Regions from separate parts of the Mus musculus genome. Here all the other regions are linked to region 4. The links are chromatin loops, found by intact Hi-C in ENCODE. Cell type or tissue: left cerebral cortex. All regions are shown on one strand. Region 1 has its middle 45 kb from the start of Gm23749. Region 2 holds the start of Kif18a (kinesin family member 18A). Region 3 has its middle 57 kb from the start of Gm39905. Region 4 has its middle 18 kb from the start of Bdnf. Region 5 has its middle 70 kb from the start of Gm39905.

What was found. A loop is a pair of places that touch in the nucleus more often than their neighbours do. Peaks named below come from ENCODE experiments on the same cell type or tissue, not always from the same donor. Only the 100,000 strongest peaks of a DNase experiment are listed, where the experiment ranks them.
Region 1: a loop joins it to region 4, with 3 times the contacts of the local background. A loop is called at or near these places in 2 of 42 quality-filtered maps.
Region 2: a loop joins it to region 4, with 2.7 times the contacts of the local background. A loop is called at or near these places in 9 of 42 quality-filtered maps.
Region 3: it touches region 4 in a loop (3-fold over the local background); 3 of 42 quality-filtered maps call a loop at or near these places.
Region 5: it touches region 4 in a loop (4-fold over the local background); 2 of 42 quality-filtered maps call a loop at or near these places.

The regions. Positions count from the first base shown.
Region 1 is chr2:108,032,425-108,037,424 of GRCm38, forward strand. No RefSeq gene overlaps it. Among named protein-coding and RNA genes, the nearest start is that of Gm23749, 45 kb to the right of the region's middle. In left cerebral cortex, a CTCF peak has its summit at 2,659 (motif pointing right); DNase peaks (open chromatin) are centred at 76, 344, 1,246, 1,636 and 1 more place.
Region 2 is chr2:109,278,549-109,283,548 of GRCm38, forward strand. It overlaps Kif18a (kinesin family member 18A), which reads left to right and starts at 2,190. Exons shown (of 17, transcript NM_139303.1): 1 at 2,190-2,345. It also overlaps a transcript of Mettl15 not described here. In left cerebral cortex, no CTCF peak of the experiment used is centred here; a DNase peak (open chromatin) is centred at 2,186; H3K4me3 peaks cover 1,256 bases; H3K27ac peaks cover 479 bases.
Region 3 is chr2:108,821,673-108,826,672 of GRCm38, forward strand. No RefSeq gene overlaps it. Among named protein-coding and RNA genes, the nearest start is that of Gm39905, 57 kb to the right of the region's middle. In left cerebral cortex, no CTCF peak of the experiment used is centred here; DNase peaks (open chromatin) are centred at 2,538, 4,511 and 4,925.
Region 4 is chr2:109,673,360-109,678,359 of GRCm38, forward strand. It overlaps a transcript of Bdnf not described here. Among named protein-coding and RNA genes, the nearest start is that of Bdnf, 18 kb to the right of the region's middle. In left cerebral cortex, CTCF peaks have their summits at 351, 2,918 and 4,982; DNase peaks (open chromatin) are centred at 355, 552, 599, 857 and 7 more places; H3K4me3 peaks cover 4,751 bases; H3K27ac peaks cover 1,935 bases.
Region 5 is chr2:108,808,426-108,813,425 of GRCm38, forward strand. No RefSeq gene overlaps it. Among named protein-coding and RNA genes, the nearest start is that of Gm39905, 70 kb to the right of the region's middle. In left cerebral cortex, no CTCF peak of the experiment used is centred here; DNase peaks (open chromatin) are centred at 2,334, 4,141 and 4,916; H3K27ac peaks cover 255 bases.

The DNA of each region.
Region 1 (5,000 bases), 1.6 Mb before region 4:
CATCCAACAGTGGTTATTTAGAGAGTGGAGATCCTGAACTGTTGTTTGCATGCAGATGGAGAAGTCCTCAGAAGGTGCTAAGTACCCTGTGGAGTAGTCTCTCCCCAACCTAGACACCAACTGGAACACTCCAGAGAAAGCAAAAGAGGACTGAAGTTCAATTGGTTCTTTGGAGGAGAGAAATCTGTAGAACAACATGTCTTTCAACATTCTGAATATTCAGGCTTATTTGTTCACAGGGTCACCATTGCTAGGAGTCACGACTAGGGGTTCCTCTTACCTATTTTATTTGGGAAGTTAGACCAGGAGGCAGAGGAGGTGAATTAGGTCTGATGCTGAGATGACTCAGCCCCAGCCTGGGCCTTGGCTTTCACAGCCACGCTTCAGTGACTCATTTCTCTGGCACTGTCTTTGTTAACTCCTGGGATCAGAAGAAGTGTCCTGTTTACATAGCCCTACATATGGCTGACTGGCTCTGTTTTTTGTTTTAAAGGAGCTGCTTGTTTCCATCCTGTACCTGATTGGTGGCTTTACTGTCAAGTAAAATGACCCTGGTATGTCACCTTGTGACTTAGTCCTCATCTTTGCTCCACTCAGACGACCTCCTTTTCCCCTCCTCCCCTAACCTTTTAAGGCATAAGTGTGTGACTTTTTTTCAAAAGAAAGGCCTGTATTGTTTACTTGAGCCCCTCCAGACCATTCTCACAATGATGTAATATTTTTCAATACCAGGATTGGGTTTTAGCATGCATTCTTGTTCTTACTGCCTTAAGTGATATTATTATTATTATCATTTTAAAGTATATTAGTGCTTCAGTTTAGATGTCAATCAAACTCTGGACATCGTGTCAAGGAATATTCCCTCTGGGAATGACTGTCAGCCCCCTAGCACCTGGATTTCTAAGGATAGCACCATGGAGCAGTCTAGGAAGAGAAATAATTAGTATCCCCCCCACCCATCCCGCCCTTTACAACATGCTTTCCCTGTAGCTTTCTGAGTTTTCATCCCCCCACGCCTCCACAGAGACCCCAAAGGAATGAGAAGACAAGCAGGAAAGTGGTCCATGGCCCACCTCTTTTTAGCAAACTGCCTCTGATCATGCCCACTGCAGCTTATCCAACACAGGCCTTTTGGGATTCTTTCTGTTGCAATGTCATTATTCGGCTCCCCTGTTGCAGTGTTTCCAAGGTAAAGAATAGCATTCTCCCTGATGCTTTGGACAAGCTGTCCTGATTCAGCAGGAGAAATCTGAAAATCGTGATGTTTGCACGCTTCCTTATCCATTATTCAAATCCATAGACTCTGAGCATTTAGGGAGGAGCTGCCTCCTGCACTAAAGGGAAAATCACTCATTCAAGTGACTGATGTGAAAATCAATTGCTTCACTCTCTTTTTTTAAAGATATCATTTATCTCTGGCTTCCTTTCTATGTAGATAGTCACCAACTTCAAGGGGTTAAAGATAGAATGAACGTATGTAGCACAGTGTATTTTTGGCCAAGGGATATCCTGATGCTTAGTCTAAAACCCATCCCATCCCCCAAGCAGTTCCTGCCACAATAGGGCTGTAATTGAAATGCCGACTGTTGTGCTCTATCTGTGTAAGAGAGTACAAGTGTTAATGACAGCCTGTTTTCAGCATTCGAATCTGAGGAATAAAGCTGCCAATGTGTGATCACACAGCAACTCTAAACAACCCCATGCCATGCAAAAAGGAAAAATGGAGTAGTTATGAGAATCAGGCTCCTGTTTCCTTGGTCTTCCTGGTGAATACCTCCTGTAAAGGAGAGAGATTGTCAATTACTCTGCCACTGTCAGAGTTTATAGATGGAGGGTACCTCAAAAGGCACAAACACAAAAAACTTCAGCTAGGCGTCTCGGAACACAGCTTTAAGAAACATTTCCACCCTTGCTGATATGCTTTTACAGGATTAAACGAGAAAAAGGTAACAAAAATTCAATTACTGTCTTCGTCAAAAAAATGCTACCTGTAAGTTAATGGGACATCAATGTGCTGTTCTTTAGTGTGAGTCTGGAGAGGCCTGTCTCTTTTCCTTTCCCCAGCCCTGCTTTCACACTGGAGGGTCATCTTTGAACTGCCTTAAGAATAAGTGCAGCAATGCTTCCTGTTCAAAAGCCCAGCACTTGGTCTTGAACCCATTTTTCTGGACACAATCCATCTCTCTCTTTGGACACTCATTATACTAGAAACGATTTGGGTGTTCTAGGTAAATGATGAGGAGCCAAAGGGACTGTTTAGCCTCTGTGCTTCTTTCCATGTATTTATGTGGGTGAGTAGTTCTTGCTGGAGAGGCATTGCCTATTCAGATACTACTAATACTATTCTACCACTACAACTACGACTACGACTACGACTACGACTACTGCTTCCTTTTTATTCTTTACTGCTATCCTATCACAGTGGAAATCATTCAATGTCTTGCTTTCATTCCATTGACAAGCTTTCTTGTGAGTCGATTGGGTAAAGGAGATGCTTTCCCTAGCGCTGGGAAACTCCCATTAGGAAGAAAAAACGTTTGTATGCAATATTTAATTGCTGGTTACAGAGTCTTCAGTAGTTTGCCCTTCATTTGGCACAGCAGGCTTTGTTGAAAAGGGCTAACCACAGAAAATCTTTTACTGTGGTAAAAGAGGCACCAGAAGAGGGTGCCATTTATAGTCACAGAGAATCCAAACAGAACTGCCAGGACGAAGAAAATGTGTCCAAGTGAGGAAGTGTAGTGAGGGTGAGCAGGTGTGACAGATGCTCAGACAGTCAGTTTTCTAATTTTTTGTGCACTGTGATAATGTGTGTGCTGTTTCCAATATCAGCTAAAAAACACATGTCAGCTCATTAATGTCTGGGAATGGGCTATTAGTTCTATTACTACTTTCCTATATGACTGTAAGACCAATTCTTAACTAAGAAGGTATTTTATGTTCAACAAAATATTGAGCCAATGTACAAATGCATCTACACACTTATAGGCTATTTGTTATAGCTATGTGACCGACTAAGAAATAGGCATATCTACTGTAACATAGTTAAGGCTCATGCATATTTTCGTTGCTCTTTTAATTCTAGAAAATTTTCAGAATCTCTTCTTCCTTTTACTTCATTCTTAGAGTTTACTGAGAAGTTACCTGTTTCATATAAACCATGTTTTCTATGTTTACAGTCCTTTTACTTACAAGAAGGAATGCCACAATAGGTTGGGAAACATGCTAATAGTCATCTTTCAAAATAGTTAAATAGTCAGACTGGTAATGATGCAGAAAATGGTTGGGCCTAGATATTGCTAATGGGAATGAAAATTGCTCTCACAATTCTGAGGGAAAATGTGGCAATAAATTATCTATATACTGAATATGTATACTTCTTGACTCAGCAATTCCTTCTCTGGGAATCAAACCTACAAGAAAAAGGGGGCTATAGCCTGCAAAGATATAGCTATACATTTCCTACCCTTGTTTCCTTTCTGTGATCAGAAAACAATAAAAACAAATTTAATGCCTCATCATGGAAAAAAGTAAATGATAGCAGTTCCTCATGTGATTCAGCTTTAAAATAATCCCATGAACTATAAGAAATGTTACTGAAAAATAAAATTTAAGAAGATTAGTGTACAAAATATCACCATTTGACTTAGTTTCGTGAAAAGGAAGTATATATTTGAAAAGATTAAAAGTTAGAGTTATATAATTGAAAGAAAAATGAGTGAGTATTTTTCAAAATATATAAATGAATGAAATGAAACATTTTTTTTCTTTTTCCATCTATACTTCTGAGTTTCATAAAAATGACTCAATTATAATTTTGATAAGAAAATGGAATTGTTCAAATGAGACAGAAATGGTTAAATAGGAAAAATCTTATGGGTTTGGGTTTCTAAGACATACATTGTTAGTATAATACAATTGTCTGTTTTTTGTCATAAGTGTACATGCAATTATTTCAATTGCAATAATTATGCACTATGCTGTCTAGCTACAGAGTACATTAACATACCTTTTAATGGAATGTTAAGACAATAAAAGAGAAAATAGAGATACAGTATTACTTATTAGCACTTGACCTAAGTTAATTACAACTCGCATATTATCCACAAGTATTGAATATACTTTCAGATACTATTTAATTAGAAATCTGTTTCGAAGTCTGTCATCTCCTATGCACGCAATTATGCAGGTTTTACTTTCCTAAATGGGTTTTCTTTTTACTTACCCAAATGTAAGTATATTATTTTAGAGATTATTTCTGCCTTGCATTTCAATGGCATAATGGTTAACATCCTAACTAGTAGACAATTATATGCAAAATAATATTGGAGCATACTGAGTTAGGAAACAATATCACATTTTACTGGTTGGATTTTGGTTTAGTCTGGAGATATGGTGAAGAATGCATAAAAACAAAGATATCCACTTAGTTTGCTTCATTACTTTTAAGACTTCATTCATGCTCATAAAGATCACAGTTTGCTAATAGCTGTTTCATGATGCTTCAAAGGTTAGATCCTATCATGAAAGTACACCTTTTCCATTCTGGCACTATTACCTAGGACTTAAGTCCTAAGAATGCCATTCTGACTGAGGCATGGAATCCTTTAATGAATAAACTATGGAAATCTATCCACCTTTCATTTAGAATCCTATAATAGAATATCGTAATCTGCATGACTTATGCAGAAATATATTTCTCCCATATCATCTTCATTCTGAGAATTTCAAGTCCAAAGCTTCAGGAGGCTCTGTGACTTTTAGCACTCTGTTTCCTTGATCCTAGAAGATGCCTTTCTGTGTTTTGTTTTCAATTGAAAAGAGGCATGCTACTTCCTAGGGGGAACTATTATTTTTTAACTACCTAATTTATTAACCTATTTGTAATACTACACCCCCAGTCTCTAAATGTGTATGTGTGTGTATAAGAATATGAATCTTTAGGGAATATAGGACTGATTAGGTCATTAATCTGATCCTGATTTAACATAGGTACCTGG
Region 2 (5,000 bases), 390 kb before region 4:
TTTCTGTCTACTATAAAATAATGGCTCCATGCATCATCCAATTTCTAACCAAAGGTGGAAATTTCAACCTTCTTAACCCTGTACTTTTGGGAAGTTCCGGTCCCCTACCCCGACTCTTTAATTTTGTTAAAAAGCATGAGGTTCTCTCGTCCTGTTATTACTTCTGCCAAATTCATGAGTTGACAACTGCACAATAATAGTATTGGTTGTATTGTTAAAACCTCTCTGTTTTAACCAAATGTATGATTCCTGGAGAGTATGGATCTCATTAGTGGAACCCTGCTATCAAGCAAGTGCAATGCAGAAGTGAAATTAAATGGGTAGTATTGGGATTACATGTGGCGACACTTGTAACACTAAGAAGCCTATATAGTGTGAATGTCAAAACAAGACAAAGATGGAATGTACATGCCTACTTAGTCATTTACCAATATAATTTTTCAAGATAACAAGATAAACATATTTTCAAACTAAATTAAAATATATTATAGTCACTTGACCTAGAAAGTATTTTAAAAACAAATGGCTAATTTTGACTTGGTTTCTTTTACAAGAGAAATACTTCCCTATAAAAGTTTTTCTAACACTTCAGTTTTCTCCTAATAAAATCAAAACAATATGTTTATATCTTATAGTCTGTTTTGAGAATAAAGTAAGGTAATGTTTAAGGGGTTAAAAATATGCCTGAGACACCAAAGGTCAAGCACTATATATGGAAAGAATATTTAAAACAAAATGAACTCTCCTCATTTTTTTTTTTCGAGACAGGGTTTCTCTGTGTAGCCTTGGCTATCCTGGAACTCACCCTGTAGAGCAGGCAGGCCTTGAACTCAGAAATCTGCCTGCCTCTGCCTCCCAAGTGCTGGGATTAAAGGCGTGTGCCACCACTGCCTTGCAAACTCTCCTCATTTTTATTACCAAACCAATGTCACAAAAATGATGATGGCATTAGTTGGTACATATACTATAATAAGAAATAAGTAGTCACTTTATTGACGCACTCTCCAGGGCTCAGAAAAAATTCATAAAACAAAGAATAATGTATAATTTGCAACTCTCCTGATTTTCTTCAGTAGATTTAAGACATAATCATAATCTATGGGATTTCAACGTAAAAATGTGACTAATAGTACTCTGCACTGCTGGGTGTGGTGGCCTATGCCTTTAATCTCAGCACACAGGAAGCAGAAGCAAGAAGATCTCTATATGTTCCAGCCCATTTGTGTCTACATGGCAAGTTCCAGGCCAGCCATGACTACTGGGCAAGACCTTGTTTAAAAATATAAAATAGATTAGATAGATAGATAGATAGATAGACAATAGACAGACACATGCATAAATCCTCTGCCCTGTAACATCCTATTTTTACAGAAATCTAAACTCCAGGAGGGAAGGGATGCTGACTTCAGTGTGTACTAATATGCTCCTAAAATCTGCAAGTAAGAGTTGCTTACTAAATAGAGTCATATAAACAATAACAATGTAATTCAGATCGTACTACTAAATTTTTCTAAAGGGTTGAGAATGTCAACTGATAAAAGGCTTGCCTAGCCAACAATACAAATATAAAATACCCTGCCAATTTTTTAATATTCCCTATGTTTTTAATGCATTTTTCTTTCTAATGTATACATTCAGAAATAATGCAATCTGAAACAAGAAGCCCATGATCCAATAATGTGACTAGGCCAATATATTTAAGTGATTTTTAGTTTGTAAGGTCATACTTGGAGCATGTTAAATGCTGGCAAATAGCAAATATTTTCGCAAATACCAAATATTTTTAATCAGTAATAACGGGAGCAGGCCAGGAAACCCTGACAAAAGAAGACTTGGGACTTGTAATTAATTCACATGGAGGCACCATACCTTCCAAAGCCTGAGTCCTAATCCTTGGGAACTTGACTAATCAGAAAGGGAAAAAGGACAAAATAACCCAGGCCCTTTTACAGGCCCGCAGACTCCGCCTCTCCCCCTAAGAGAAACATCACCCAAAGCCCAGGGCACCCCAGACCCTAGGACTGTGGCAATACTAAATATCCCAGGTGGCTGCTTCCCACCTGCACCGCCGCCCGAGCTCCGCCCACCTCCGTCACGGCTGCCGGAAACGACCGCGCGCGTTGCCACGGCGACGCCCAGGAAAGTAACTTCTCCTCCGGCATCTGAGGCCCAGCCTCTGGCGCCAAACTGCGAGTCGCTCAGGAAAACGTCTGACGTGCTGACGTCATCCGAACGGCAGCCAATGAGATGGATAGCTGGGGAAGCTGGCTTGGGTTTGAATTTGTGGCTGTGTTTGGAGCGCCTGGAAGCCAACTCTGCCAAGTTGTGACGGTCACTTCTTGTAGGTGAGTGAGGTGGGCGCTGTGTCTGGGGACGCGTGGGTTGATTCGAGGGTCGCCGGAGTGGAGGATCCGGTGTCAGGCGACAAATTAGCTTTCGGCGGGCGATGCAGGTCGAGGGTCCCCTCGGTATTGCGGCTTGGAAAGACCCGGAGCTACCGAGTGTGCATGACAAGGCGAGCCTTTCTCAGCACCGAGGTTCTAGGCTTCGCCACTGAACCCCGAGGGGAAGCTGGTCCCTTTCTCAGACTTAAACTGAGGACGCTCACAGTTCAGCCTCCTAGAGCGTGAGGTTCCTTCCGGATTCCAAATTCAGAGTGTCCTGCTTGGGCTGCACATGGGAGTGTGCGACTTCTGGGCTTTACTTCATGGGAGGAGCTTTTGTGCAGAGAGGCTGTCAGGTCAGTCTGGAGCCCAGTTGTAGCCTCAAGCAAAACCGGCCCTGACTGCTCACCTGTGATGCTGAAGGTCACGGAAAAAAAGAAACAAAGACAAAAAAGTGCCAGGAGGCCAGAAAGCAGCCTCTAATCCTGCAGTTTCTGCAGCCTTTTCAGCAGGAGCTCATTTGCCTTGCCTAGTACAAAAAAAGCCAATGCTGACTGTTGCTCATTATAATATGAATGGGGATTACTGGAGTAGAACTAATTTTGTTGGTGACATCAGTCCACTTTGTCCAGTTCCTACCTTGGGTTTTGGAAGGTTTTCTTGACCTTTGATGTTAGAGAATATGAATCCCACAGAGCTAATAAATAGTACTTGCTATTGAATTCAGTGTATGAAAAGAACTATTTCAGTCAGCAGGAATGATTTGCCTTGAGAGGTATTCTCATTGAACCAGTATTTACAGATATTTAAGATTTTTTTATTTTAAAGAGCATTTTGTCCCACTGTAGTTATACTTTTCAATAGACACTATAAATTGACTATGCTGTTAATGCTATGAAAGGCAATAGAAAAACAATTGGCCCACCACCAATACTGATAATCTTCCCTCGTGTTAGTAAGGCAGTCAAATCAGTGACTGACAGAAAGGTTTAAGCCAGATAGAAACTGTAAATGAGGCAAGGTCCCTGTTCTAAACCATGTCGAATCAGAATTTTCTACCTGAGTTGGGAATAATTCGTAGCTATGTCATTGTGCTTCTATACACCTGTTTGGAAGCATTTTCTTTTTCTCAGTCATGAGATTTGGATTTGTAGCTGGGTCCGCTTTCTGTCATATTAGTAATAACATTTGGAAACATTACTAAGTTCCTCCGTATGTGAGGCAACCTTGCATAGTTATTATGCGCGTTGAATGACTTGGGTATGAAGTGTCTGCCATGGTTCCTGGCAGAGAGTAACTCATGTGAGCATCACTGTTACCACCATACTGACCTGGGGAAAGCCTTTCAATCATATTCATTAAGAATACTTACTGTATGGTATCAGAAAAACAAAAGGAAAAAAACCAAGTTACATTTCATAATTCACTCCTTCCAGGAAAAACACAGAGGTGAGCAGTGATGGGGAGTGGGGTAATAGATTCTAATCCAAACATACCAACTAAATAACAATTCACAGGAAGGGGAGTGCATGTTGGCAGACTATTAATTTATTGCTGCAGTCATTACGTGATATATGTATAATGACAGTGTATATCTAGAATGTGTAGAATCCTTAATGCCACCTAAGTATTTTTATTTTTTTTAAAGGAAGTATATAATTTTAATTTTTATGTAGAAAATTCTCAGGGCCTATACATGAGTAAATTACCTTTTGGATTCTATGTATTTTTATATACTTTTATTAATTTAATTATTATTTATATTTGAGAACTGTATAGGTTTAAAATAATAATCCTATTTGCCGTCATTTCAGCATTCTTTTTCTTCTTATATTTCCTAACATATAGATTAATCATACAATTTTGTAGCAGGAAAGGCTCTTAAATACCATTTGCTCTTTAGTTTGAATATTGCCAGTTAGAGCCCCTTCATCATCCTCTTTTATACTCAGTCTTTCAGGAATGGATCAATAGTCTACTGTAATCTATAGACTTACTTTATTCCCACCAAAAAAAATCTTACCACTGGCTCTTTTGTTTCTTCTTTAACAGCATACCATTTAAGATGGAATATGACTTAATTGATCAGGGTCTATACTGTTCTCAAAGCATTGTCCAAAAAGAATTTGCAAATCTTCATCCTATTCCACAGATAACAATTATCTGTTTCATATTAAACATGGTCTTTGTACTTGATATAGAATCAACTAGATACCAGACTTTTAGCCATGTTTGAAAAAGAAAACATCACTTTAATGTAGGAGAAGGGAATCTTTGCTTTCTGGTGCCCTAGCTAAAGAACAAAGAGGAATAGGAAATAAGATCAATCTTAAAATCTGTAGCAGGTTGAGACACAAAGTTACACTTGACATTGTACTTCTTAAAACTCCTTTAAGAGACTGTCAAAATTTCTTCTCAAGTATCACTTGAATCCTTACTGCATTTTAAAATAACTATAGAAAGTTCCAATTAGCTTTAAACTCTTTAATCCTCATTAACTATTTTAAAAGCTTGGTCCCATCCTTATTCTAATTTTATCGTTTTAAACAATGAAAGATTGACCATAATTTTAAAGAATCATACATCTTTCCTACTCTCTAAAGTCAAGAAAATGAA
Region 3 (5,000 bases), 850 kb before region 4:
CTTTCTCTTCTACTGGCTTTGTGTGTACACAAACCCCAAGCCACCAGAACAGGAGTTTGAATCAAAGTCCTAAAGTGTTTTCTAGAAGACCACCTTTATCTCAAGTTTCAGCAACATATAAAACTTCACCTATGAATATAGTCTCTGTCCTTCAGCTGAGAGACTCAAATCTGTGCCCCAAATCTGTTGACAGAACCTGCCCACTTTCTAGAGTGACTGCTATTACCTGCTGCATCATTCACTCTTAACAAAGCTAAGGAGAGCAGAGGCAGAGACAGATTCTCAAACTAAAACAAAAACATTGGAAGGGCTTTTGGAATCTAGAAATAATGGATTCAAATATACACACAGTCACACAGATTTCCCTATTCAGGTAAACAGAAAATTGGGAGAGAATAACCTTAGTTCTAATTCCAGATTGGTTAAATCCAAATTGGTGAGTTTTAATTAACATTAAAAAGGATGGGTTAATTATTACATCATACATATGTATCTTATAACTTGTTCATATGCACCCTTCCATTACCCATGCTCATTCCCTTACCTTCTCATTTTTACTTGTCTCTTTTCCACAAATGCAAATAGCTCCCTTCTGCATTTATGTGTCACCCCACACACACATACACACAAATGCTTTGATTCTGCATATTAGAGAAAACAAGAGACAGGTTGGTATTTGTTTTACTGAGTCTGGTTTACTTTGCATAGAATGATGATACATTCCCATCCATTTTTGTTCATGAGAAATAAAGTTCCACTGTGTTTGTGTGGTGTGTGTGTGTGAGAGTGGGTGTATGTCTGTTCATGCATATTCACACAAGCATACACAAGCTATTATATGTGTCACACTTTCCTTATGTATCCTTTTATTAGTGAACACTTACAATGTTCTCATATTTGAGTATTGTTAACAACACTGCAATAAATACAGACCTATAAAGATCTCTGTGGAATGACCTTGATTTGATCTGCCCAGTTCTTTGTTATTGGTTCATATGGTAACTCCATCTGAAGAATTTCCGGATATATTTGCTTACCTAAGCAATATTAGTTTAAACAATCACTAGTAAAATTTCAGACTATTAATCTTAAAAACAGGTATAACATCCCATGATGATACTATAAAGCTTAGAGGAGAAAAGGAACATGAAGGTGTAATATAAACTGCTAATTCCTATATAAATAAGGACTCATTTTTTTCTTTATAGAAAATAAGTTTTAAAGACTTACACTAACAGCATCAAAAAAAAATGTCAGAGCATCCAGATATGTACATTTAGCAAGTGATTTATAGATGCCTCAAACACATCATGTTTACTTTGGAAGCAATAAGAGATGTGCCCAACCCAAAAATGCCACCAACCATAGATATAGCATCCATTCTGTGGTGAAGGAGGAGAAAGACTAGGATTCTGTACTAATTACCGTATTCCTAAGCAACAAATAGCATAAGAATATGTATAAAACTTAATTAGGCATGGACTTCTATGACCTACTTGTTAATCTTAGCATTAGCTTTATGATTCAATATTAATTTGATATCATAGTAGGCATAGTAAGAATATAGAAGAAAATAATCCAGTACTTTCCTAAGAGAGAGTTTACTCAGTCAATTGGTTTAAAAATGTCACTTTAATTCAGCATTCCTTTATATACCCATTGCTCACAGGTTCAATCATTCTATCAACTAACATTAAGGTTATAGTGTACTAAACCAAAAGATTGCACTCAAGTATTAAACAATAAAACCTACACATTATGAATTGGAGTCAAGATATACAAAATGAATGTTAAGAGACAAGTGAGTTCATATATGTAGATTAGGTGTATCAGTTTATATAAGGAACTAATCTTAGAATGTTCACATGGCATGTGTAAGGCAAAGTATTGGTAGAATAATACCAATCCAAGCCTGTGTCGATAGATAGATCCATGAGGATACTCATAGGCTAATACAAGTACTGTGTTTACCTAAAAGGTATGGCCCAATAGTGCATATGGGGTGCAGTAAATGATCAGATATTGACACATAATGAGCATGAGCATATATAACATAATCCTTATTAGTGATACTACGCTGAAAAGGATAATATATATATATATATATATATATATATATATATATATATATATATATATATTTAATGAGTACACAGTACACACCAATGGAGATTTACGAACCTATATATACATACACACACACACACACACATATATATAAACATATATATATATACACACACACATACATATATGTGTATATATACATATTTTTTAATGGGTACACACCAATGGAGATTTATGGATTGTTTAGTAACTTTAAAATTAGCATATTAGCATTCTGGTTTCATGTATCAGTTCATTGTGAGTACAGGCAGGGATAGCTTTATGATCAGTTTTCTGTACCTGAGAGGATGTAGACCATACTATGTCCTTTTACATCAACCAACTGGGCTGAGAAATGGTGTTACTCTAAATACATTCTCACTGTATCAGCCAATCCTACTTGCTTTTGCAAGCATGTTGGCATAGAGCATAGATGCTGGTGCCAAGACTACTTGGATTTAAATCAAAGCAGAATGAATCTGGGCAAGTTTCTTCATCTCTTTGTACCACAGGTTGGAAGCCACTTTGTGCCTTGTATGTAGATGATGATCCCAGTACCATGGAATGATTGAAGTACTGAATAACTTGTATCTTCAGTACAGAACTAGTCCCTAATACACTATATAACCCCATCATTATTACTGTTGTTATTATTTTTATTAGATGGTTTGTGTGTGTATGTGTGTGTGTGTGTGTGTGTGTGTGTGTGTGTGTGTGTGTGTGTAGATCAGAGGGCAACTTGTGTAAGTTGGCTCTCCCACTACATGGGTCCTGGAGCTTAAACGGGTTATTTGACTTGGCAGAAAGTGCCTTTACTTTCTAAGTCATTTCTCTGGCCAGCCATTTTTAATATCTTATCTTAGCTTTCCTTTATTTATATACCTCTTTCCGTTCCTATTATCCCCCTTCATTCAACTTTCTGAAGTGCCAATCGTGCAAATGCTGGTAAGTCCCAATTCACTTAGAAATTACAAATGAGGAGAGTAGAAAGCCAGAGACCACGTGACAGATGACCTTGAAACTTGGACATTAATCGGTGACAAACCATGATCATCAGAAGAATATAACCTAAGGATGGATGAAGAAATGTGTGGCCCATTGTTGTAGGTGGCCACTTGGGAGACAATTTAAAAGAGGTGGGTAGTTGGAAGGAATTAAACTAACTAAGTGATGGTGGCAATAATTCCAAGAAACAGAAATGATAATTGAAAAAAAGGAAATGAATTAGGAAGCCATGAAGAGAGTACAGAATATAGGGTAGAGTGCTAGGTTAGAAACAGAGCCTTACATAGCATTATAGCCAAGCTGAGAATCTACCTCAGATATTTAGTCATCATGTACATCAGTTTACACATCAGAAAAATGTTAAATACCCTTCAGGTTCACATAAGTATTTAATGTTTTATCGAGACCAGAAATTAAATCATTGTTATGATATCATTGTTACTCTAGTAACAATCAGGTACACATGAGTGTCTGGCAAAGTACCTAAATCAGAGTAACATGGATGCTAAGGGGAAACTTTGCACTAGGATCTTTTTAGGTGTGGCTTCAGTGAGTAGGTAGGTAGTGAAGTGAATGACTAAAACAGGGAAAGAGAAGCACAAGCCGTTTTTTACGGTGTTTTGAGATGCTTAGCCTGTCCAAATGTGTGTGTGGTGTGTGTATATACAGAAGAAAAGCTACTGCTGAAATGTTTGCTTTCTTCAATTTTTAGATGAAGAAGTTAAGGCTTTGAGCAATAAAAATATTGCACAACTTTCAAAGGATTATACTCATGGCTGAATATAAAGTCTACGTCAAATATGCAAAATGTTCTTCCATATATTGGGAGCTAAGTATTTGTTTATTGTTAGAGTACATGTGTTGTTGCTGCTAACATTTGCTCCAAGTTTGAGCTGCTGAGTGATAGAGGCAGTATTTAAACCCAAGAATGTTCAACTCCAAAGCAAGGTCTACCAAAAGGTGAGTTGTTGGGTATATGCGCCCTACAGTGATGATGGCGACAGACCATGTAATAGGAAGAGAACACATAAGTCTCTGGCCTCTAAAACCATGTAGGTATACACTGGTAACTGGACAATATGGTTTAGACAAAAAGAACATAGTGTGGGACGAAAATTGCAGAGACAAGAACAATGAATCATAAACTCTTTTAAAATTCAGTTGGTTAAAACTGGGGAAAGGAAAATCCATGTGATCTGAGTCCGGGAATAGTATGCATAAATAGAAGAAATTCAGATGACCCAGAAGACCCACCCTAAAAGTGTCAGCTCCCCAAACATAAATTTGAAGATTGGTTTGGGTGAGAAATGAAACACTCTGATTCTGAAACAGCTATGACTAAGACCTCCAGCATCGCTTGGAGTGAAACTTTGGTTGTCAAAAGGAAAGCAGCCAGAGCTGTGTTTGCTTGATGCTTGCAGGAGTTACACTCGTAAGAAATCGTAGGAGGCACACATGGAACTCCCCACCCACTGGGGTTGATAATTCATGCTAATTGTACACATTTCCAAAGCCTCCCGTGTGAGAAGGAAAAAATAAAAATGTTCTCTTAACATTTCTGAAGTTCATAAATGTGGCAAATGTTCAATAACTATATTTAACTCCTGTTGCACATTCTCTAGCCTTAGAAATATATTAACCAACAATTTTATACATGCTGCAAAAGCAGCACACGTTTCTGTGCCTTTCCTTGCCCTTTCTAGGTGACCACTTATGTCCATCACAGTATGGAAAGGGTAGCCCAAGCTTACCTTTTCTAAAGGTTGCACTGATCAAATACACTACATTGACAGTTTATCTTTCTACATTTGCATTTGCTGTTGAATTCCAGTGAAGCTCTAGTCAGCTGGCAGTAAGAACTGCATGCAAAGGCATAGAGTACACAACAC
Region 4 (5,000 bases):
ACAGAAATTTTAAAGGACTGGGTGGTCCAAAACTTCAGAGCTATCCACCATCTTCCGCAACATCTCCCTGCCTCATCCCTGCAGTCAATAGCGCCACAGCCAGGGCCAGTGATGCCTTTGGTGGGGTCCATTGGTGGGAACTCCAGAGGAAGAGCAAAATCATGGTGTCGGCACCAAACCGGGGAAACCTGAAAAGCAGCGTCCGGGGACTTCCCAGGGCACTCGCACTCATCCGAGCTGCGGGTATCTCCATAACAACTGGTTTACATTACATTCATTCTCGGCTCCTCTGCTTCGCTGCGTAAGCTAAGCTGAGGGTAGGCAAAGGAAGACTCTAGTGAAGAGATACCTGGAGCTAGCGCCTCCCTATGTTGGGGGATATGGTTAACTCTGGACTTACAGCTCATTTCTAGAGATTTCCGGACATCTGCCTAGGATCTCAGCCTAAGGGCCTTGCCCTTCCCCCACTGCACCCCTCCCCCACCGCATCCGCCTTTCAAGAGATTATTTTTACACGCCCGCGCACACGCGCACACACATACGGGGGGAGGAGGTTTATTTTATTGTGACTCTTCTTGAAGTTCATCTCTTTCCTTCCAACTTACTTTCCTCCAACACGTGACCTCTCCACTTCCCAGCCTGCGCAGTCACTAGTGGGAAGTGTAGTGGCCAGCGCGAGGCTTCCTGGGAGAGCCCCCCCGCCCGAAGCCCACCTCCTGGAGCTTGCGGCTTCAGTTCTCAACCCCGGGAAGCACCCAAAATAGGGCAGCGACTCTGGGGAGGAAGCACGGAGCCGGAGCCGACGCGGAGCTGGGAGACTAGCGCCGATCTTCCCCTCCTAGCCTACACCTTTTCGCTCAGAGCTCCAGGGCGGACCTAGCCGCGCACAGAGGCTGTTAACTCTCATTTGAGAAGCCATAAGCCATTAGAGCAAACGCAGTCATAACTTCATTCAACTCAAGCCGCTTGAGAGCTTGGCTTGCACAGGTTCCTGTGGGCAACTAGTGGCTCGCCCGGGTGCCTCTCGCCTAGTCATCAGTCCCTAAGAGGAAAAGGGAAAGTTGTGGGGCTGATGCGCTCTTCGATTCACGCAGTTGTTCCCTAGAACAAGTCACTCCCGCTCCATCACCCAGCCCCCCCCCCCCCTCCCATTTGATCATCACTCACGACCACGTCCGCTGGAGACCCTTAGTCATGGTGGGGGAGGGGCACGAACTTTTCTAAGAAGTTTCCTTTTTACCAAGGGAGTCACAGTGAGTTGGTCACGTAACTGGCTCAGAGAGGCTGCCCTGGCCCCCTCCCCTCGCCCCCTCCCCGCTGCGCTTTTCTGGTATTCTTATTAAAGCAGTAGCCGGCTGGTGCAGAAAAGCAACAAGTTCCCCAGCGGTCTTCCCGCCCTAGCTTGACAAGGCGAAGGGTTTCTTACCTGGCGACAGGGAAATCTCCTGAGCCGAGCTCATCTTTGCCAGAGCCCCAGGTGTGACCTGAGCAGTGGGCAAAGGATCGGCGTGCAAATTGGATTATTTTTATGGGGGTACTCTGAAACTCCCTCACTTTCTCTGGGAACTTTTTGTGCTAGGGCTCAGTGACAGGCGTTGAGAAAGCTGCTTCAGGAAACGCCCGCTATATAGCAGGGCAATTGGACAGTCATTGGTAACCTCGCTCATTCATTAGAATCACGTAAGAACTCAAAGGGAAACGTGTCTCTCAGAATGAGGGCGTTTGCGTAAATCTATAGGTTTTTCAACATCGATGCCAGTTGCTTTGTCTTCTGTAGTCGCCAAGGTGGATGAGAGTTGAAGCTTTGCGGATATTGCGAAGGGTTATTAGATTCATAAGTCACACCAAGTGGTGGGCGATCCACTGAGCAAAGCCGAACTTCTCACATGATGACTTCAAACAAGACACATTACCTTCCTGCATCTGTTGGGGAGACAAGATTTTAAGACACTGAGTCTCCAGGACAGCAAAGCCACAATGGTGAGTAGCAATAAACCGTGCATTATAATTGAAAAATCTTGACATGTTGCCTAACAACAGGCATATCATGGCTCTTCCTAGCACTTCACACGCCAAAGAACAGCAGCTATTCAGGCCAGGGGAATCGGGTTTACCCACTGCAAGTTTAATTGGAATCATTTGAGATTTAACACAGCAGTGGGGAACTGCGTGGAACAAACTTGGAACTGGAGGGGGTTGTTATACTGGCTGTTCAAAGCTGATGCTTGTCTGACAACCGTCTTGTATTCCATCCTTTGCTTTACTGTATGGTGTGTGAGCATATTGTATGATTTATATGTGGGCATATAATTGACATCCGCAAGGGGGTTAATTTCAATCTAAAAACAATAATGTTATTAGTTTGGGGCTGGGGTGGAGAGGGTAAGAGTGGGTTAGAGACTAAGAGTTTAGGTGAGGATAGTGGTGGAGTTGGGGGCGAGAGGAATAAGTCAGAAGTGTCTATCTATAATGAAATGGGTAATGCTCGCATACGTGGAAAGGGTCTCATCAACATGTGATCAACTATTAACAGGATGGCTTTGGCAAAGCCATCCACACGTGACAAAACGTAAGGAAGTGGAAGAAACCGTCTAGAGCAATATCAAGTACCACTTAATTAGAGAATATTTTTTTAACCTTTTCCTCCTCCTGCGCCGGGTGTGTGATCCCGGAGAGCAGAGTCCATTCAGCACCTTGGACAGAGCCAGCGGATTTGTCCGAGGTGGTAGTACTTCATCCAGGTATTCTTTTCCTCGCTGTCAAGCCAACCCGGTGTCGCCCTTAAAAAGCGTCTTTTCCGAGGTTCGGCTCACACCGAGATCGGGGCTGGAGAGAGAGTCAGATTTTGGAGCGGAGCGTTTGGAGAGCGAGCCCCAGTTTGGTCCCCTCATTGAGCTCGCTGAAGTTGGCTTCCTAGCGGTGTAGGCTGGAATAGACTCTTGGCAAGCTCCGGGTTGGTATACTGGGTTAACTTTGGGAAATGCAAGTGTTTATCACCAGGATCTAGCCACCGGGGTGGTGTAAGCCGCAAAGAAGGTAAGCACCGGGGCGGGGACCCTGCATCCCCAATTCTTGAGCTATTTTGATACTCGATCTTCCGGAAAGGACGCGTAGTGGAGAGGAGGAAGTGGAGAGAGAGCATGAGAAATGGTTGTTTCTTGGTATTTGGCTAGTTTAAATTGACCTAGGTGAGAACCTGGGGCAAATCGAGGTGGAGGAAGCTCAATCTTCCTGCGGATATAATGAGTTTAGTTAACTTGGAACTGCAAATATCTGATTCAAATGTAAGATTTCTCTCATTCCCCCTTTCCCTCCCTCTTTTCCGTTCTTTTTGCTTGTGTGTGGTGTGTGTGCGTGTACAGTAGATTCATTACTAATTATGAAGCTTTTTACACAACATTCGATTTCCTAAGATTTGACTTTGTACCATTTAGAACAAGAGGATGGAGGGAATGTGCAGTGGGGAAAGAGGAGGTGGAAGCTGGGAGAGGGACGGAGGTTAGCTAAATACCCACAAAAATGAATCAAGGTAATTTCAGCTCCTCTAGTGAGGAGGATTCATTCTCTCGGTATCCCTGCCTCCCTCTCTTTCCCCCCTCCCTACCTCCTTCCCGCCCCCCTTTTCCACCCCGCCCCCTCCTCCTGCTTCCATCCCTCCCTCATTTTCTCTCTACCTCTCCATCGCCCTCACGATCCTCGATGGATAGTTCTTTATGTTTGGGTGATTTTTTTTTTTTACCCCTTTCTATCATCCCTCCCCGAGAGTTCCGGGTGCTGGCTTGGAGGGCTCCTGCTTCTCAAGGGAAGGGGGGCCGCTGAGACTGCGCTCCACTCCCTGCCGGGCCGGATGCTTCATTGAGCCCAGGTCCGAGTCAGGCGGGGTAACTCAGGGAGGAGGGGGGTGCTCCGCTCCGGAGTGGAAGGTCCTTTCTAGATCGAAGAGCCCGGGAACGGCCCGGGGAGGGGGCCTGGGTGGTTTGTGGAGGTGGAGAAGAACACTCCTAGCTCCGTGCGGCGGCAGGACCGAGCCACCAATCAGCGGGGCGCGCAGACCGCCCAGCCAAGCGAGGTTGTGTCCACTGACGCGGGTGGAGGGCCCGGGCTCCCCGCCGAGCTGCCGCCACTACCTGGGTGGCCTGGTAGCCTAGCAGGGAGTGAAGATGGAGGGATTGGAGATAAGCTAGACTCCGGCTGGGAGCCGCCCAGTCTTTTCCTCCAACTCCCCTGCCCCCGCCTGCGCCCCCAGGGGACTCGGTGCGCCCGGAGCGTGCCACTGCGCTGTCCTCCAGCCTCTCTTCCGGGAGTTCAGGGACTTGCGTGCCCCCGGGCGGGGGGCGGGGAAGACCTCTCCACACTCTTACAACCCCCCATTCCCACCGCTTCCACCGCCCTTTGTTCAGGCCAGGAGCTTTGCCCTGCCGCAGCTTTCGGAGTAAGGCTTGGTGCCTTGGGACCCCTCCCCGGATAAGGCTTGGGATGCGGGTGAGGGGCGTTATTGGGGGGAAAAGGAAAGATTTCCAAAACTCAAGACTCAAGATTATTTTAATGAACGAAAGCATCCCAACTCTGCGCAGGTGGAAATGATGAATTCATAGACGATGCTAGGATATTGTGGAAATTTGGGGGGGTGAGGGGGGTGGAGAAAGAATGAAAAACAGGCAGTTGGATCAGATGACTGCCCATAGGCTGTTCGCCACACAAAGGGAGCGTAGGGCAGGGTTTACGGATCAAGCCTGCAGCGAATGGGGCACAGACAGTTCCGGGATCCAGGCGTTTTCTCAGTCAGATCTACGCGAAAGGAGCGGAGGGGAGGGGCCGGGAGGGAAGCGTGGCGGGAGGGGCAGGGCTTGGGGGCGGGGGGATTTCGGATCAGTCTGATGCAATTCCAAGCGTGCTGCAAAGGAACTCCAAGGCGCCCGCATCACCATCGCCACCCACCCTTCCCAGATGGTGCTGTTTTAAATACGGATCTGCAGGGCTGAACGCAGAACTGGGAGATT
Region 5 (5,000 bases), 860 kb before region 4:
TTCCACACTTTCTCCTCTATAAGTTTCAGTGTCTTTGGTTTTTATGTGGAGTTCTTTGATCCACTTAGACTGAAGCTTTGTCCAAGGAGATAAGAATGGATCAATTCACATTCTTCTACATGCTAACCACCAGTTGACCCAGCACCATTTGTTGAAGGTGCTGTCTTCTTTTCACTGGATGGTTTTAGCTCCGTTGTCAAAGATCAAGTGACCATAAGTATGTGGATTCATTTCTTGGTCTTCAATTCTATTCCATTGATCTACCTGTCTGTCACTGTACCAGTACCATGTAGTTTTTATCACAATTGCTCTGTAGTACAGCTTGAGGTCAGGGATGGTGATTTCACCAGAGGTTCTTTGATTGTTGAGAATAGTTTTTGCTATTCTAGGTTTTATGTTATTCCAGATGAATTTGAAAATGACCCTTTCTAACTCTGTGAAGAATTTAGTTGGAAATTTGATGGGAATTGCAAGGAGCTACAGAGACAAAATTCAGAGCAAACTGAAGGAACAACCATACAGAGACTGCCCCACTTGGGAATCCATCCCATAAACAACCACCAAACCCAGATACCATGGCAGAGGCCAACAAGATCCTGCTGACAGGAGCCTGATATAGCTGCCTCCTGAGGGCCTTTGCCAGTGCCTGTCAAATACAGAAGTGGATACTCACAATCATCCATTAGATAGAGCACAAGGTCTCCAGTGAAAGAGCTGGAAAAAGTACCCAAGGAGCTAAAGGGGTCTGAAGCCCCTTAGGAGAAACATCAATATGAACCAACCAGTACCCCCAGAGCTCCTTGGAACTAAACCACCAATCAAAGAAAACACATGGTGGGGCATGTGGCTCTAGCTGTATATGTAGCTGAGCATGACCTAGTTGGTCATCAATGGGAGGAGAGGCCCTAGGTCCTGTGAAGGTTCTATGCCCCAGTATAGGGGAAGACCAGGACTTGTAATGGGAGTGGGTTGGGGAGCAGGGGAAGGGGGGAGGGGATAGGGGTTTTTGGAGGGGAAACTAAGAAAGGGATAACATTTGAAATGTAAATAAAGAAAATATCTAATAAAATACACACTAAATCTCTACAAAACCAGAAAATATTAAGAACTAAAAGCCACACAGGGAATTCTATGGAATAATCTAAATAAATATCATTCTAACACTTTGCTTGCCTTACCACAGTGATGCAGTTTCATTGTTTTCTAAATGTCAGCTGTCTTAGAAGAGCATTTGGCTGATGCTAAATTTATGATCAGATGCCCTAGTAATTCTCAATAGTGTAAACAGTCTACATCACCAAATAAGGACAAATCGAACCAACGTGCAGATCAGGTTTTCAGTTCATCAAGCATTTTAGCACTATCATGTTAAAATGTTTAATATTGCATTTTCTACTTCTTGCAGTTGTATGTGCAGGTTCTGTATACATGTTCATGTATGTGCAAGTACACATGGTTGTGTGGGTGTATATGTTCATTTGTGCGTACGTGAATAGAAGCCAGAGTACAATCTCAGAGGCCATTTCTGCAGCACTATCCACTGTTTTTGTTGTTGTTTTAAGGGTTTTTATTTGTTTTCTTCTTCTTCTTCTTCTTCTTCTTCTTCTTCTTCTTCTTCTTCTTCTTCTTCTTCTTCTTCTTCTTCTTCTTCTTCTTCTTCTTCTTCTTCTTCTTCTTCTTTTTTTAAGACAGGTTATCTCAATTCACCCAAAACTCACCAAGAAAGCTGCAGTGCCTGGTTAGAGAGACCCGAGCTGTTGCTGCCTTCTCATTGTTGTGATTGTGAGCACATATCATTGTGCTGTTTTGTTTTGTTTTATTTTGACCTTGTGCTCTTAGAACCATGCTTTACTGACTAACCTATCTCAGTCTTGTTTTATATAATTTTTAGTTAAAATGTTTTAATTGATCATACTAGTGGCAGCCACTGACATTTTCACAACATATATAAAGTATGCACTGGTCGAACTCAGCCTCCTTTATTCGTCCCACACAACTTTCGCCATACCTACTCCTCAACAGTCACGTCTGATGCTTGCTGCTTTCAGGTCTGAGGGAAAGCATGCAGTCCTTGGTTTTCTGTGTCTGGCTTATTTCATTTAACATAATGTTTCTCGTCTGTATTTTAATGTATTTTGAGATAGCATTTCATTCTTCTCTATGACTGAGTAATATTATGTTATATAGAGGTACAAAATGTTCTTTATCAGTTCATCATTTATGGCCACCTGGGTTGGGTCCATCTCTTAGGAGCTATGTCGATGCTGCAGTTATATATGGCCATGCATCTTGTTCACTCTGCTGGTTTCATTTCTTTAGATGTATACCCGAGTGATGAAATAGCTGCTTCATATGGCAGATCCATTTTTATCATAACTCTGTGAGGCAGTTTCCTGCATCCAATTTCTTTTAGGAACAAAGAAAGAAGGCTGAGAATTTTGAAGTAACAGATGAAGATGGACTATGTAATAAGGAGTAGTCATCACTCAGATCCAGTTTTCCTGGTGGAAGTCTTAGATCCTTTCTGCTACTTGTTCCTTTATCATCTCTAATTAAATACCAACAATGAATATTATTTTCTTATTAAATAAGGAAGATTTGGTTTGGAGCCAAATGGAAATTATTTATCAACAACTTTGGTCAACAGGGTGAGAAAAGTTCAGAAGAGAAAAAAATGACCCCAAGAACAATTTTTCAAAGTATGATCCTGACAATCCAAGAAATATAAGCAAGAGAATAAGCATCTTCCCAAGAATTGGTGCAAACAACTGCAAAGTCATACTCTGACACTGTAAAGTACATATCAAAGTATTCTCCAAATTTACCAGAGGGGGAAGTAAAGTTCCTTTCTACTTGAAGAGCTTCATCATTTCAAAAGTCTAAGTTTGGAGAGGAGTATTGGTGGATTGTTTTGTCTTGTTGGAGAGTGTTTAATCTTATGTTGCCCAGGCCCTGGAATTAACTGCTAAAAACATTCTAAATTAATTTGCAACAATTCTCCATCCTCCTGTCTTTTCCATCCAAATTCTGGGAACACAAGAGTGCACTTCCACACCAAATTGAGTAATTTACTCTATAGAGCATGATTGTATTATAATTTTTACATTTTCGTAGGACACCCTCAAGTATTCTCATATTAAATGAAAAAGGAAGGGACTTATAAATTCTATATTTCATATTAAACTTTCCAAAGAAATTCAAAAGACTTGCTCTTGGTCATCTCTGAACAGAATGATAAGTGTGGTCTGGCATAGTTAGGATTGGATTATCCCAAAAAATAAATTATCTTACTGACCTCAGGGACGTACATCCTAAAAAAAAAAAAAAATCCTCCATTATACGTAGAATTCTATTTTAAGAGTGTGTCATATGAGTGGTAGGTGTTTGACACAATGACTAAGGTCTGGAAAATATTTGGATATGAAATGGAGAAAATTAGGTTTTGATTTTAAATAATGTGACAGTCAGAATTACAAAAACTGACAGTAACTTTATAAAAATTTCATAGCTTCTAGAACATTTTCATCTTCCTAATCCTATTTGATTAGAGTTGCTATATTTCTCAAAAAGAAAACATGGTATTAAACTAAAATTCCAAAAAGTGTATCAAATTCTGGAACACTGTAATGTATGTACCCTTTTTAAAGCCCCAGGGAAAGCAAGTCAATTGAGAAAAAATGAAGAAAATGGATAGCTAACTTTGTTGAACAAGAAACACTGCCCCAATAAGTGTACAAGTCAGTTTTTACTTTACAAAAAGGGGGGAATAACAAAATAAAAAGATGAGTTAATTTTCAGTGAATTATTGAGAGAAAAACAGGATTCTGAAGGCATAGCCCCAAACTTGTACAGTGGATGCCAAAAAAAAAAAAAAAAAAAAATTAAAATCCTACTTTACCCTAATACAGCTAGTCAAGCCTCTGCCATTCATTTCTCTAGTAGAGATGGGCAAATGGTCTGTTCCAAATTCACAGCCCTTATCTTCTATTTTGCATGTTTCATAACAGCATTCTAGAAGAAGGAAGACCATCACCACTAACCAACATCTTTCATTCTGGTGTCATCTAAAAATACCTGCAGACAGTATTACCCTGCAATTACCTCACACTCCTGCCCATCAGCCATAGCCACCTCCTACCTCTGGCTCACTAATAGCACAGTCCTGTAGCACCTCCTACTCAGCCAAGCAACACTACTGTAAGCTGCTTTAGACACACTCATATCTATATATATAGTCTCATATATAAATATATATTCAGACATATACTCATGTGCATGCAAAAAAATGTTTTTACAAAAGAAAAGGAAGGAAAGCTCATTATATGAAAGTAGCTGCATTCTGGATAGTTAATGTGATATGTCACGGGGGAAGAAGTTCCTTTTCTGTATGGATCTCCGTAACATGTCCTAGATAGGGGAATCTAATATAATCAGACGTGGGGATTTTTTATTTTGATGACCTTTAAGCTTAAAGCAATTGGGCTTTCCTATTTTAGATCTACTGCATCAAACCTTATATTTCTCTCCTTTAGACACTGTAATGGAATATTATAACATACATATTTATTACAATATAATAATGTTTGTACTAAATTAGAACATTTTCTATTTTAAAGATATTCTACATGATACTATATGTAGCATTCAACAATTTTATCATACATTACTTTACTTTCTTTTTTTAATCATCATTATTTAGTAACTCCCTGAAGTCTTGTCGTGTCCTTTAAATACAGAAATGTTTAAGATAGACTGCAATCACAAGTAGGCACAGGGACAGAGAAACAAGGATGGGAGTGTCTTGTCTCTGATAGCAACAGCAGACAGAATGATTAGAGCAACCACAGCTTGCAGTGCAGCCAGGAGCAGGGAGCCTGTGACTCCTCAGCTCATCTGCACCTAGCAACGAGCCTAAATGAGCACCCTGGAGTAGCACCTAGGGCTGTGAACAGTAACTGAGATCACAGTTGGGAAAGCACTGTGAGGGCGAAAATGGCATT